2 separate regions of the Mus musculus genome follow, and region 1 is linked to region 2. Evidence: chromatin loops called from intact Hi-C (ENCODE). Cell type or tissue: left cerebral cortex. All regions are shown on one strand. Links, peaks and the distances in the headings refer to the core of each region. The heading gives the core; the rest is flanking DNA.

What was found. A loop is a pair of places that touch in the nucleus more often than their neighbours do. Peaks named below come from ENCODE experiments on the same cell type or tissue, not always from the same donor. Only the 100,000 strongest peaks of a DNase experiment are listed, where the experiment ranks them.
Region 1: a loop joins it to region 2, with 5 times the contacts of the local background. A loop is called at or near these places in 4 of 42 quality-filtered maps.

Annotation. Positions count from the first base shown.
Region 1 is chr1:152,161,789-152,169,554 of GRCm38, forward strand. No RefSeq gene overlaps it. Among named protein-coding and RNA genes, the nearest start is that of 1700025G04Rik, 75 kb to the left of the region's middle. In left cerebral cortex, for the core only: no CTCF peak of the experiment used is centred there; a DNase peak (open chromatin) is centred at 3,897.
Region 2 is chr1:152,085,707-152,093,472 of GRCm38, forward strand. It overlaps 1700025G04Rik (RIKEN cDNA 1700025G04 gene), which reads right to left and starts at 4,614. Exons shown (of 6, transcript NM_197990.3): 1 at 4,226-4,614. In left cerebral cortex, for the core only: no CTCF peak of the experiment used is centred there; DNase peaks (open chromatin) are centred at 1,509, 3,428, 3,944, 4,582 and 1 more place; H3K4me3 peaks cover 3,525 bases; H3K27ac peaks cover 2,572 bases.

The DNA of each region.
Region 1 (7,766 bases), core at 1,157-6,156, 76 kb after region 2:
TTTAATGTTATATAGATCTATTGTAAGAAGCAAAATAAAATAAAACATCCTTTTGAATTGGTTGGTCCAATCCTCGGAGTCTTGGGAATCCCTTTGGATAACACGTAGCCACAGGGAACAGGGAGTTAGTTACATACACAAGAACAACCTAAAACCTAAGGCAAGCACTCGAGGTCAGCTGTGGTACCAAGTGAATTTTATCAAACTCTTGGTCAGAGGAAAGGTTTCATATCCTGGTTGTCCACAGAGAGTTTGTGGGGAGGGAACAAAAAGAAATTCAGAGTTATCAGTTTAGCAGAGGAAGAAAGAAGCTGACACCGTTCCTCCCATCATCTTTAGCAATAGTAACGTGTATTGCCTACAAGTTGGCAAGGTCTTGAAAACCTTTGGGATTTGAGTCCAAGGAAATAAGGCTTATCTGCTAAGTACTTGCTAATCATAGATTACTGGACACTTTTTTTCAAAGATGAGACTTTTAGTATCTACTTCTTTCTTTTTCGGTGTCTAATGTGCTACCAAAAAAATCTTTAACTTTGGATGTTTCCTTTTTTTCTTTCTATATGTAAGATCTATTGATTTTTCATAAAAGAAAATCATTTGTGTGTGTGTGTGTGGTATGTGCATGCTCAGATATACATCTATAAGTTTGGAGGCCAGAGGTCAACCTCAGATGTTGTTCCTTAGGAGTCTACCACCTTGTTGTTTTATGACAGGGTCTCTTATTGGGACTTGAGTCTTGCCAATTAAGCTAGACTGGCTGGCCAGTGAACTCCAGGAACCCACCCTTCTTCATTCTCCCCATACTGGGATGCAAGTGTGTGCCATCAGGCCTAGCTTTTAATGTAAATACTGGGATCAAACTCAGGTATTCATGCTTTTGTGACAAGTACTTTATCGACTGATCTGTCTCTCCTGTCCTAAAACAGGGTTTAGAAAAATGCCTTCTTAGCAGAGTCTGGTGGCTCATGCCTTTAATCCCATGACCCAGAGGCAGAGGCAACTGGCTCTCTGTGTATTCAAGGTCAGCCTATTCTACAAAGTGAGTTAGTTCCAGGCTAGCCAAGGCGGAATGGTGAGACCCTGCCTCATCCCCTTTCCTCCCAAAAGAGCAACAGAAACCATTTTCTTCTATGAAGCCTGATTTTTCCCCCCTCTAAGAATAGCAAGCATTTTTTTTCAGTATGATTTGTATCTGGCTTCACTAGACTACAGTATTTACAAATATTTCTGTTAATATCATGGTGTTTTTTTTCTTTGACTCTTTGATTGGTCTTGGTACTTGGAAAACAATTTTAAGATCTAGGATGAAATGAATGATTCCAAAGAGGACCTCTATATGCTTGAAGACGCCTGGAGGACTCCTTTAATGTCCAGTTCCGGGCTTCAGGGTCTTTGATCCAAAGGCGATGTGAATTCTATCTGCTTGTCCACAGGAGACATTCATCACTTCTCGCTCCCTTTTATTCCAGAAATTTACTTTGAGTCTTAAATTTATTGTAAGAATGAATTTTTAATGCATTTTGTGACTTACATAAGATCTAGCCCTTGTTGACTGTCCTAATTACTCCAAGAAGCTCTCAGAATGCAGCCAACTTTCCTGAAGTGAACTTGCATCAGGACAGTATTTGCTTCTGCGTGTATTGCCTATTTTACCTGCATGGAGTCTGGTAACTCTGGTCTACGTTGTTAACCCTGGATGCTTTTAGGTGACTGCTTTTATATTATACTCAGCTTTTCAATAAGATAAGTAATCTAGATAACTTTGCGTGTTACTCCCTAAAATGGGACGTCTAGGACAGCAAATAACTTCACCATGTCCACACAGTCTCACCAAGCTGAGCGTTCAAGTAGTAATGTATATTTTGCTTCCTGAAATTGCTCTACATTGTCATTTTGATTATTGTTTAAAAAAATCAGGGGAAAGAAACCCAGATTTCCTGTCCTAGCTACCATCATCCATGAGTGTTAAACATTACTCAGACAGAGAAAATATATTGTAACTTTATATTTAAAAGTTGTTGACACATAATGAATAAAATCTCAAGTGTTGTCTAATTTATACATGAAGTTTTATTGAAACATTATTATTTTTTTAAACTGACACTCATTTTTTAAATGTGTGGTCTATGTACTGTTGCTTTGTGCTATTGAGCAGGAGCTGAATAGCTGTCATGACGCCTGTGTGGCCACAGAATCGACAATACTCACCGGTACTTCCGGTTACCAAGAGGTGTTGCCTGGTTGATTTAGCTTCTATAAGCAAGTCAAATTATTTCCACATCATTTCCATATAGTTCTAGATCCTGGAAACTTTGTCTCTCTGTTGAGTCACATGGAGAAACAGAAGAAAGGGATAGCTATAAAATGCAGACTTCCAAGTAGCAATGTGGCTGTTGGACAAGGATTCTTTCCCTGCACAGGACTTAGCTATCTTAGCGTTTCTCTTCCCTTCCAGAGTGCATTTCATTTCTGAAACCAAGCTCCTCTGTTTCATTTACCTATGTTTCCAGGGGCCTGGACAGTGAGAGAAGGCTTAGAGGAAGAGGAATGTCACACCCAACAAACGTGGACAAATCCAGGCCCTAGGTGTTGGAGAGAGAGATGTCAGCAGGTTTGCTGGCAGAGCTGTACATCAGTGGGGCATGCATGTCATTTCTTGCTTCTGTTTCTCCACGTGACTGGAGCCCATCACACGGTGTCAAAGTTGCTGGGGCCTTTCCTGCTCCTCAGGAATAAGTGATATGGACCTTAGGTGGGAAACACAAAGACAAAGAGCCCAGAAAGGGAGGTTGCATTCTGAGTCCGGGAAGGGGCTGCCTGTAATGAGCAGATGTCCCGAGACTGCGGACAGAGTCAGGTATGCTCCTGCTTGGCTCCTGTTGAGCATAGCTGTATGTAGCTAGAGGGGGAGCCCTTTCATTCTGCCTTGGTTAAAGATTCTGGGGGTGGGGTGGGGTTTCTGTGCAGAACCATCTTAACAGGGAAAGCCACAGAGACAAGCAGATGACCAGGTCAAGTCATGTTTTCCTACATGAGCAGGAGCCATAACAAAGCACAAGTCTTGTTCTGAGCACAGTTGTGCTACTAGATAACAACCGAGAACAAAGCGGTTTCTCCTGACCCAGACCCCCGTTGGACAGATGTCTTCACCGATAGGAGAGTAGAAGCAAGCATTGGGTCCAGGAGTGAGGGATAGGAATAATGATATCATTTCTTTATAGAACATCAGCTGTCTTACAGCCACGTCCCTTTGCTTATTAATCCATCTGAAATTTCCCAGGGGATTTCGAGCTGGCTCTCTGCCTGCTGATGAATCTGTAACTCTGAGATAATTAACTGTAATGGTTTGGAGACAGACGCTCTTCTCAATCATGGCCCGGTCTTGGGCTGCCAAACACCATCTGCACCTGGGTGGTAGGCTAACAGCATCCTCATTTTATTCCAGTTTTCCCTTCCTTCATTTTTTTTTTAAAGTGAGGAATCCACTGTCCTCCGTGCTAACCAGGGAGCCAAGACAGCTCTAAATTTCCTTCTGTGAAGCGAGGTGATAGGGAAGTGGGGGGAGGGTAGTATGTGGGAAAAGCTAAAGGGCTCCCTTCTCGGAGACCAGCATACAAAAAGCCTCTCTATTCCTGGCCACCTGGACTCACCAGGCTCATTATATGAACGACCAAGGGTGGACTAGGCAGTCAGCAGACCAAAGAACATCAGAGAAGGGAGTTCTTATGTGATCTGCTCCTGGTGCCTGTGGAGGGAGAGGCAGGAGGCTGCTGGTAATTTTCCGGGCACTCAGCATGCACCACTGTGCCCCTTACACAAGCACAATGGCCATGTGGCTAAGTAGCCAGATGGGCTGCAGTCCAGGCAAAGGCAAGGGAGAGATGATGGAGTCTGATTCGTTGGCTCCTTAGCCTTACTGCTGGCCCTCTGTCTTTTGACACTGGATTTACCTTTCATGAGTCCCCAAAGGGAGGGCGCATCCCAGCTGGGTCCTCGGGAAGCTGTGGATTTGCTGATTTGCACAGTCCTTGTGCATATTTTTATGTGGGCAAGCAAAACAGATGGCTCCATCCACATAGCTGAAAACCCAGCTGGTTCTTGCCGCACTAGGATGACCCGTGTTCGGGGATCCGAGTCTTCCCTGCCAGAGCCTTGGGCAAGTTGGGAAATATGTTTGTCTTTGAATTAATAGAGCACAGGCAACTAAGGTCCAAGATGCTACAGTTCCCTCCAGGCCCTGTGGGCTGTGGGAGTGCAGGAGAGGCAGTGTTAAGTACTTTACACAAGGCAATATTCCTTCTTGGAGTCCTTTACTTTCTTTCTTTCTTTTGTTAATTAGGCATGTTAAAAACTCACTAAAAGATGGAGTTGTCTCCTGCTTGTTTGTATGTGTGTGTGTGTGTGTGTGTGTGTGTGTGATGAGTGATGGATACATGTGACGAGGTGTGAACATGTTTTGAGTGTGTGCGCACATGTATGTAGAGGTCAGACGTTGACATTGGGTGTCTTTCTCAATCACTCTCTCCCCCCTTATGTTTTGAGACAGGGTCTCTCACTGAGCCTGGAGCCTGCAGACTCAAATCCACTGGCTGCCCAGCAAGCCCCAGGGGATGCTCCCATTTCTGCCTCCCTGGGATAGGATCACAGGAGTGTGCTGCTGAGACCAGCTTCTTCTTCTACTTTAAAAATGTGTGTCTTCTCCTTTTCTTGGTTAGGCCAAAACAGACCTAGCAAGAGAATTTTCCAAGGCATAAATAATATATATATATAAATTATATGTATGTATGTATACATATATGATATATGTGATATGTGATATATGATATATGTATATGTATATGTATCCTCCCCCCACTTCCCTATCACCTCACTTCATAGAAGGAAATTTAGAGCATATGTATTAACCACAGAAATTATCCTAGGTACTGAAAATTCCAAAATGAATGGTACACTATCTTCATGATCAGAAACCTTAGTGCCTAGGGGAAGAGAGATGATGAAAAACAGAATCTATGGAGAAGGAGAAGAGGAAAAGGATGATGTAATAGGGAATTGAATGGATGGGGACATAAGAGGAAGAACTTACTTTCCTTGGGAATAGCAAGACCCAGGTTTTGAGTGGCATTCCTTGCAAGAAAGTAAAGCTTTATCTGGGGCATAAGGTCCATCGACATCTGTAGAATGTGGAGGTGCAGGGGACCATTCACTGCTCTCCAATGCCAGTCCCCTCAGAACCTTCCTCCTAACCTTTGTCTAGTCGAGTGTGGGCCTGCAGAAATTGGCCCCATCCCCTGCTTAAGACAGATGCTAATTAGACAAGGTTAACAACTATAACAATTACATTCCTATTGTCTTAGTTTGGGTTCTTATTGCTATGATGAAACACTGTGACCAAAAGCAGGTTGGGAGGAAGGGGGTTATCTGACTTATCCTTCCACACCCATAGTCCATCACTGAAGGAACTCAGGGCAGGAACCTGGGAGACTGGAGCAGATCATCAGAGGCCAGCCGTGAAGGATGCTGCTCACTGGCTTGCTCCCCATGGTTTGCTCAGCCTGCTTTCTTATTGAACCTAGGAGCATCAGACTAAGGACGACCTTACCCAAAATAGGCTGGGCTCTCCCCAACCAATTAAGTAATTAAGAAAATACTCCACAAGCTTGCCTACAGCTCAGCCTTATGAAGGTGTTTTCTCAATTGGGGTTCCCTCCTTTCAGACTATTCTAGCCCACGTCAACTTGACATAAAATTAGCCAGCACGCCTATGAATATTGGATTTAGACACAGCTACATGTGTCAAACTGAGGCCATCGATATGTGATGCCTACTGTGGAACATTTAGGGAAGTTTCTTTCCCAGTATGGCAGCAACACATGAAGACGGGATCCCCCTGTAGTCTCTCAAATATGGCCCTTTACATTACAGAAGGCTCACAGGAGAGGAAAATAGGAAATACCCACTGAAGGGCTTTGGGCTCCTCAGGGCTTCTGCTTCACTAGAGCAAGGAAGGGAGTTTTTCCTGTGGTCATGATTGGCACCATGGTACATCCAGACTCAAGGTGCCCTTGGCTTAGGGTGTAGACATCCACATAGGCAGATGAGGCTATCAGCTCTCAGAAGGGGGTGGCTCTTTGGCAGACAACACTTGGTTGGAGTGACATGTCTGTGGGTGCTCTGGAGCCTCACCCAGCCTTCCCAACCACGGCCATGTGCTTAAGCCATGTCCTCATCCACTGCTGAGACCAGCGAAAGGCACGCTGCACTTACCATAATATCTCTGAGCGCTCAGAAAACAAGAAACTGCGGTACTGTTGCAGACAGTGGGGAATCCTTCTGGGTACCCTGAATAGCACAAGAATCTGGAAGAATAAACCCCCGAGGGTCTGTTTCCTTATCCCTGCTGAACTGGGAAGCTGTTTTGCATTTTTTCTGTTTTTATATCATTTCTAACACTTCTTCATTCAAGTTTTTCCTTGTGCTGCTGTACTTGTTTGGGTTCATATGTCCAGTACGGCTCTGGCTGGCTACAGAGTCTGCACTTGGCCTGGCTACTCCAAATTTAGCTTGCTGACCCCACAGATACAGTCCTCTCAGCTGTGTGTCTGTGAGCTTCTCTGCTTTCAGCTGGGCAGGGAAGTGGGGCTGGGCAAACCTCCAGGCCTTTGGATTGACCTTCTGCTCAGATAAGCTTTTGAGGATGTCTCTACTTGGGGAACAGTGACAGCTCAAGTTCGTCACTGGGTTTAAACTTGTGCCTTTGTGACAGACCAACAGATTTAGAGCTGACGTTATAATTGGAGTGAAAATGCCCTCATGTGACTTGAACTAAACAGACTTCCTCTGATTAGAGCCACAAGGCCAATTAATCGCAGGATTTCAGGCAGAAGTTCTAGAGAGGCACCAAGCCATCTAATCCGTGTGAGATAAGTCAATCAAAGATGGTCTTTGGCCTATGTACTTATGTAAATTAAGTTCAATTTCATTTTGGCAGTTTCTGTAGTGTATAGCCGGAAAGTGTAGTAAAATGAGACATATTGTTTATCATTTACTTATTTGTCTATTTATTTGTTTATTTATTTATTTATGCTGGGGACATAATGTAAACCGGAAGCACATGAAGCAAACTTCTACGCAGACCTAAAGTCCCAGTGGCTTTAGATTCATTTGGCCCTAAAGTCAAAATCTCTGCTCCCTTCCTTGTTAGGTGAGGCTGTTATATATTTTCTCTGATCCTCAGACTCCCGACTGAATAATGCCTATCTCATAGGACTATTGTGAAAGATCGGATTAGACATAGGTCAGATGTCCTGAACATAATATATGCATAGGAAGTAGTATTATTTCTAAGTCCCCAAGGGGAGGGAGCTTCCGAGCATGCTCTGCAGGTTCATTTTACAAGGTTGGAAAGGAAACCGTGTCAAAAAAAAATTATGAAAGTTAGTGTTAGCCAAAAGTTTTAGGGGGCTCGGAGAGATGCCTCAGTTGGTAAAGTGATTTGATACTCAGAATCCAAGTAAAATAGCTTGTGGACATTCACCTGTCACCTAACATTGGGAAGGAAGACACAGGAGGATTCTTACAGCTTGCTGGCTGTCCGCTGTCCTACAGCTTGTCAGTGTTGCCAAACCAACACGCTCCATTCAGTGAGAGACATTGTCTTAAATGCACAGTGTAAAGAGTAATTGAGGAGGCCAACCGACTTAGACCTATGGCCCTCGCATGCACATTCACACATATGAGCATGCGTTTGCATACTGTCAGCACGC
Region 2 (7,766 bases), core at 903-5,902:
GACTTCCAAGTGCAAAGTAGTCCGCCGTGCCAGCTGCCATAGGGGTTTCTGAGACAAGCAAGACAGCCCTGCCTTCCCAGAGCTTGGTCAGTGGCTTGAATTCAGGCTGGGAAAGCTGCACTCCTTCCCAAGTGTAAGGCACAGCACAACTTACGACCAAGGAAATACAGTCTTCCAGTGACACATTTGTAGGAAAGTCAGGGCTTGTATTAGTACCTGGCAACTGCAGACACTGCTATGCTGCGTCTCCATGTTTATCCTATCCCAGTTTACCCCCAAACACCCCCATCATAATTGCATAACCGCAGCATGTTACGTTGTTTCTTACTGCAACTGTAACTTATAAAATTAAACTTCAGAGCTGAGACAGTCAGGCTAAATGACTGCATACATTAAAAATATGTATGCGTATAATTTACACACCACTTCAGATAGGCTCTTGAATTATGAGCCCTAAAAGTCAAAACTGTCACTGTTTTTTTAAATGCAGTTTTACTATTGCAGTTCTTCTTGCACAAAAGGCGTGTGCGTGTGTGTGTGTGTGTGTGTGTATATGTGTGTGTGTGTGTGTGTGTGCGCGTACTGTCTGTTGCAATCTGCTTTTCAGAATTTATCAAGAACCTATCTAAATACGATTTACTCCCCCCACACTATGGAGTGAAGCTCAAAGCACCATGACATAGCTTAAAATAAATGTACTTACTAAAAACATATTAGTAACATAAAATTATTTCTACTTGGGTCAGTGACGTGGCTCATCAGATAAGGGTGCCAGCTACCAAGACTGACAACCTGAGTCTGACCCCCAGGACCCACAAGGTGAAGGAAGAAAACTCCTGCAAGGTGCCCTCTGCCCTCTGCATACATATGTACATGTGTTCCAGTACACACGAATATACTATAAATTAAAAGCAAAGGAGGATCAGAGACGCCCTGAACACTCACCATGAACACTGTGTGGGGTCTTCATACCTGTATCATCTCTCATAGCCCTCCATGCACGGTGGGGTGCAGCCTATCCTATAATCATTTCCAAAATAGTATTTTTGAAGTGCTGTGCTTTTTCATGAAACCGAGTCTAGCCCCTCCATTATCAGAGTGAGTCCTTACTTACGAGATGTTGGGGTCGCTTTACACAGTCAATACGATCCTGAAGAGTTAGAGGCAAATCAACTTTTACATAAAAACCACTTTCACATTAAATTGCATTGTAAGAGCAAATGTGCCAAGTCTCTCCTCTGGCTGACAATGGGCAGGGTGCTGCTCAGAAGGCTTGCTGAAAGACCCCCGTTCATTCCCATGCACAGCCTCAAACCCAAAACTCTGCTGAGTTTAGGTTTCAAGAGTTTAGCCATGAGGAGAGGTGGAATTAAACAGTTTAAACCACTACCCACAGCCTGAGACATCAGCCACACAGCAGGAGGAAAATTACATTCCTGACACACAAAGCGATGCCACGCCCCCTTTAGACTCAATTCTAACAACCCAAAGGAGAAAGCAAGGCATTGTATTATAAGATAGCATGAGCTGGGCATTAACCCACAGTCTTCTGTCAGTGTCCAGCCAGAATTACCAAAGGCTCCCCTTTGAGCCATCTTCAAAGTAGTACCTGAAGAAAACTTTGAAGGATAGGAAATCCCCCTTACCTTTTTATTTAAACATGCCTGTCACTAAAGGTGTTTACATGGCTATTGACACACTTAGGTTCCTCCGTATAAACGTCTCCTGCATTCTTTGGACTTAAGGGAAGCACAGGGGCACAGCTTTTGACAACTTCTCTGATAAGGAATATGCAGTAGAAGTGGCCACACAAGAGCCGAGAGCAAGCCATTTTTCAGATACAACGTTGAGCAGAGCTTGCTCAATGCCAACCCAACACAATACTAAAAAATGCCTCCAGCCTGGACATGGTACAAGGTGTGAACCATCTTCATCCTCAGTACCACATGTCAATCAGTCACACAGCACCCCTGAATGGGGATGCTCTTCATCGCATCTGTGACTCCTTGAGACATTTAAGTCTCTCCTTTTGAGAGAGAGAGAACACAAGAGCCTCAGGTGTTATCCTCAAAAACTTTGTCCACCTCCTTTAAGATAGGATCTCATTAAAACAGTTTGTACAGTGCCCTATCACTGTCCAAGAGATCCATACAAAATGATTAAGGGAGGTAGGCTGGGGAAGAGGTAACAAGAAAACAAAATTGTCAGTTTTTTTTTTTTTCAACTTGGAGTGGAAACTTTTAACCCTGAAAAAGGAAGAAGCTAAGAAGAAGCTGGGATCCTTCTAGAATGAACTTCTCCCTGCTGAAGGATGTGGATTCTCTCTACCAACCACACAGTCAGTGGAGGGAGGGCAAGTGGGGTCTATGTTCCAAATTTGATGGGGTGTAAAGAGAGTTTATATTCCAAGTGAGCTGCAAGCTAAAGGCCAGAGGCACCTCAGCCCTCTTGAGACATCCTCCCATCTAAGGGGTCCAGAGCACTTGTGTTTCTGTGCTTGAAACCTAGCTCGCACAGTACCACCCACTAGAACGCTGAGCGCCTGATCTCGGAAGTACTAGTGCCAGCATTTAATGGCTTTAAATGTGCCGGGCTGTTCCATCCCAGGGACCCTTCCTACTTGTTAAGTAGGGGGACAAAAACAGATGATGGAGTCCAGATGAATTTCCAAATCCCATCAATTGGATTGCTAAAAACACTGCACATACTCAGTTAACCATATAACTCTGCTCCATAAGTACAAAGGTGGGGGTGGGGGTGTAGAAACCCCCAAACTCTGCATCTTGGACTTAACAGACCCTTCTTAAATATCACCTAATCTTCCTTCCCCCCCCCCCATCGGAACTGAAGTAGTCCAGGCCCACCCATGTTTGCTTCCTCCTGGTACATCCCAGTTCCACCAAACTCAAAGGTTATTCTCATTAGGTAGAATGTGAACAGCATCGCCTTGAATTGGAAGGTGTTTCTTATAACCGTTTGTGTAATGAGCTTGTCAGCTCCTCACACGTCTAAAAGAGAAATTAAAAAAAAAAAAAAGTTCAGGGGATCTGTGGCCAAGCGGCCCCCTCCCAATGTCTGAGTCAGAGGAGCTTCACAGAGGAGCTTCACTGAGGTTCTGGTTGGTCAGGGTGTATCACTTTCAGAGCTGCAGAGCAACTGAACTTATGGCTGTCTTCCAGCCACACAGAGCATAAGCTCTATTTTAAAACACTCTTCCGAACTCACAGGCGATGAAGGTATCTCCTAGGTTGTCAGCTTCCGACTGGAAACAAATCACTTCCCTCTCAAACTGTGCTTGCTCCCTCAAGATTACTGCGTGTTTGGGTGTGTATATTTTTATCTTGGGCCAAGCAACTCCACAGGCAAAGATAGGCACCCCCCAAATGTTATCAACATGCCTGAGCCATTCAGAGCCTTCGCAAGAGGAATGAATGGGCGATGAAAGCTCTTCGGCCTAAGGACTTCTCCCACACACACATGACAGAGGGGTATAAAAAATATCTCTCTCTGGAGGGAGGGGGCAGGGCGGATGATAGGGAAGGACATTAAGCAGCAAAGGCAGCCCAGCCGCCGCGGCACTTCTCGAACTGCCTGCAGAGGTGGAAAGGAATCTGCTCATGTAATACAACCAAGCACCCTCCGGCTGCCGCGCAAGGGCACGAATAATAAATACACCCAGGAAGACAAGCAGATGTACAGAAAACAAGCCACCCCAAAAAGGTCAAAACTTCAGAAATCTCGGGGATCATATCCCCCACACAAACGCATCCATCAGTGGGAACGAGGGAAGGGACTTGGAGACTTAGCCAAAGATTCTAAATTTGGGTGTCTTTTTTTTTCCTTCCCAGCTCCTGCTTGCAAAGTAACAGTGGCTACAGGCAAAGCTAGAGAAGAGCAGGAAGGCTGAGGGCGGCGCGGGGTGCGGGTGGGAAGGGAGGGGTGTCTCACACCAGCCACCCAGGCCTCGATGTGACGAAAGTCGTCAGCAGCCCTAACCGCATCCCAACCCCTCCACCCTGCAAGCAGACGCCCCCCTCCAACTCCCCCAGCCTGGCTCCGGTCCCTTGCAGCGAGCAGCCCCAGCAGCCCCGCAGCGGCAGCCCCAGCCAGAGAAGAGCGCCGGCAGCACCGGGATCGCGGCTCCCATCCCTTCGGCAGACACCCCGCAGGCCTCCCTCCTCGCCCACCCGGGATGCCCAGCGCGCCGGAGGTGGCCCCCGCTTACCTTGGGCGCTCGCGGGGGGGGGCTGAAGGTGGCAAGCCCCCCGCCCCCCGCCCCTGGCCTCCTCGCCTCTTCTCTTCCTCCCTCCTCCACGTCCTCCTCTTCCTCCTCCCTACAGTGTGGCCGGGGCTCCCCCTCCTCCCCGCCGCCTGGAGTAAAAGCCGAAAACCCCGGAGCCGGGCCCGCGTGCGTGCGTGCGGGAAGGCGGCGCGCGGCCAGCTCTCTCCAGTCACTGAGCGCGGCGCGCGGCTCGCGGCAACTAAAGTGTGAAAGAAGCGGTGGCCGCGGCGGCCGCGCCACGGAACGGCCCCCCGGGAGTGGGCAGGGAGCGAGCGGGAGCTGGCAGACTCGGAGCGAGGAGGGAGGGGACCTCCGCGCCCAGGCGCTCACTCGAGGGGCGGGGGCAGCCAGACACTCCCCCGCCGCCCGTCCCCTCCCCTGCCCGGCTCCCGCGCGCGGCCCGCTCTCCTCCCCCGGGGCGGGGCCTGCGGAGGCCGCCGGGCGCGGCGCTCGGGGAAGAGGGGCTGGGCAGCCAGGGCTGCGGGGAGGGAGAAGGGTGGGCTCGCTTGTGTCTGTCTGTCGGCCTGTGTGTGCGTGCGTGCGTGCGTGTGTGTGCTGTAGGGAAAAGAGGAGCGAGCTTAGTGTGTGCATGCACACGCGTGCTGCAGGGAGGGCGAGTTGTGTGTGTGCGTGTGTGTGTGTGTGTGTGTGTGTGTGTGTGGTGTGTGCTCTGCAGGAAGGGCGGACTGTGGGTCTGTGTGGCGGGTGTGTGTGGTGTGTGTGTGTGTGATTTCGCGCGCACCCGTGCAAACTGGAGGACAGACCCAGATAGGAAGGCTGTATCCTGCCTGGCCTTCCAGGGACCTGTCACTTGGTTGATGGTGTGGGTGCCGACAGAGGCTTCACTAGGATTGAGGCAGGAACCGGGAGAGGAGAAGTCTGTCAGGCAGATCGACAGCTCTGGGACGCACAGAGGGGTTGTGGCTGCTTGGAGCTAACTCGGGAAGGCTGCACAGCCTCGCCCTACCCCTCCCTGGCCGCCGGGAAGAGCCAGCCGCAGCCAAGGCCGGGAGACCCACCTCTGAGCGTCTCCACCTTGTCTCCCAGCTGCAGCGCCTGCAAGATGAAAGAAGGAAGACGCTTCTGCGACTTAGAAAAAGCTGAAACCTGCCGAGGAAAGATGCGGATGCCCTGCTCTGCTTTCCCCACCCTCCCAAGCCTCTGTGGACAGAAGGGGCGAGGCCGCGCCAGCTGAGAGATTGATAAAGGACCTAAAAAGATCGTCCCTGGCCAGAGGGCCAGTTCTTTGTGGACCCCCACAGGGCAACCAGTTTCCTTCACTTTAGGAAGGCATATTTTTTTCCTCATCCCAGGCATACTGGGCCTTTCGTGTGCACACTGAATTGATCTTTCTACACTGATAGCCTTTGCGGCTCTTTTGTGCCTCTTCTGCGCGCTTCACTGCTCCTTCATTGCCTTAGACTCCTGAGGAATGCCAGGCCCCCAGAGCGAGGACACCCATGGAAACAATGGTGGTAAAAGATCCTCCCCAGACCTCACCGATTACACACACACACAGCAGAATCACTTCCCACATTCAGCCAGGATGAAGTTGGAAGACAGAAAAAGACACAGCTGTGACAGTAATATGACACTTAATTGAAAAGCAAATTCATAAGTTGGCTTAATGAAATAAGCTAAAAACCCACCCATTAAGTGTCTGGAAAGTTGGCCTCTTCATTTTTAAATTCAATTCTTTTTGTTGCTGTTGTTGGTTTTTGTTTTGTTTTGTTTGTTTTCGAGACAGGGTTTCTCTGTATAACCCTGGCTGTCCTGGAACTCACTCTGGAGACCAGGTTGGCCTCAAACTCAGAAATCCCCCTGCCTCTGCCTCCCAGTCCTGGGATTAAAGGCGTGCACCACCACCCCAGGTCTTAAATTCTTTTCCCTCTCTTTTTCAACATCAAAGGCTAATATTACATTGTTCGTGAAACTCAACTGGATTGCCTTTTTCTTTTATAACGTACCTATATTTTAGTTTATTTTTCTTTCTGTAATCTGTATTTGTCGCCTAGCCCCTCGAAAGGAAGAGGTTAAGAAGGGAAAGTGCTTGTAGAAGTTTTAGTCAGTTTTTCATTCTATGAAGTGGAATTCATAATCTCTTCCTTGTAAGCTTGCTAGGAAAGCAAGAAGAACACAAACAGGTGGCACTTCATGGCTAGCATAAGTAAATAAACAAGAGTGGTCACTTTCAATATATGTTAACCTCAAATTTAGCATGCGTTTTCCCCTTTGTAACATTTTTTTTTCTTGAAGAAGGGTGGGAATTGCTGTTGAGTTTATTGAAAAGTAGTCAACCATTCTCTGGGAGTGTTTAGGGCATGTCCCCAAAGTTTCACTGGTGATAAAATGAAAATGAACAATATCCAATGTGCAGGTGAATGTGTGTGTCATAGGAACATTTTCACATCAAGAACACTGAAGACCATATACTCTGTTCTTCACCTCAGAGGCCACAGAGCAAGCACTTCATACATGTCCTGAGAAAGCCCACCCATTCTGTGAACTTTTAAAGCTAGTTTGCAAATTAGCCAAGGTATTACACATTCCTTATGATTTTGTTGTTTTGAGTGACAGTATTGTATGTTGACCGTTGACCTTGACTTTCTATCTCCCAACCTCTTCTTCCTAAGTGCTGGAATTTCTGGGATGCGCCACCACACCACACCAGGCTGTGAATTTTTTTTAATGTGAAAAACTCAGCTAAATATGAAGAAAATAAAAATCATAATTCCACCGACCAGAGAGAAGAACTTGTTAAGTGCTTCGCACATGGCTGATTTTCTTCCATTTATTTTACTGTTCTTCGGTCAGCACACATGTATTAAGCACCTCATTAGGGGAACATATAATTTATCAGGTTACAGTGTTCCTCAGAGAAACTATTCATTTGGAGCTCATTGGCAATGCCCATACTGAACGTAGTCAATCAGTCTAGTTTCACAGGGCATGAGACATTTACAACTTTGAACCATGTTTAAGATTAACTTTTTTTTTTAAAAAAAAAGTGTCAGAAACTTCTTAGGAAGGGAGGATATATCATATTCAAGTCTCATGGAACTGTTGGTAAGCTTACCCATTGGTAGTAGAATTCTTATGGAAACTAACCTCCGTGATAAACATTACTTTATAGTACATACCAATTCCTCATTTTACATCTACATTTTCAATTCCTCATTTACATTTGGATCTCTAGACTCCTACCTCATGTGCCTTTACCCACAAGTTTGGGAAAGATGAGAAGAGAGAGCTCTACCATCTTGCCACGCCCAGCCATCGCAGTATAGGTAGAACACCAAGTGGGTGGAGGAAGCAGGGAGGATTGCCACCAGGGGCTAGAGTCAAATGTGCCACTAACCCACACAGTAGTGATAACTGCAAAACTGCCTGGCAGCACCATAAAGAGCTCTCGCTGATCTTGCAGACGGCCCAGGGCCCATGTTCTGTCCTGACACCCACATGATAGCTCACAACCATCTGTACA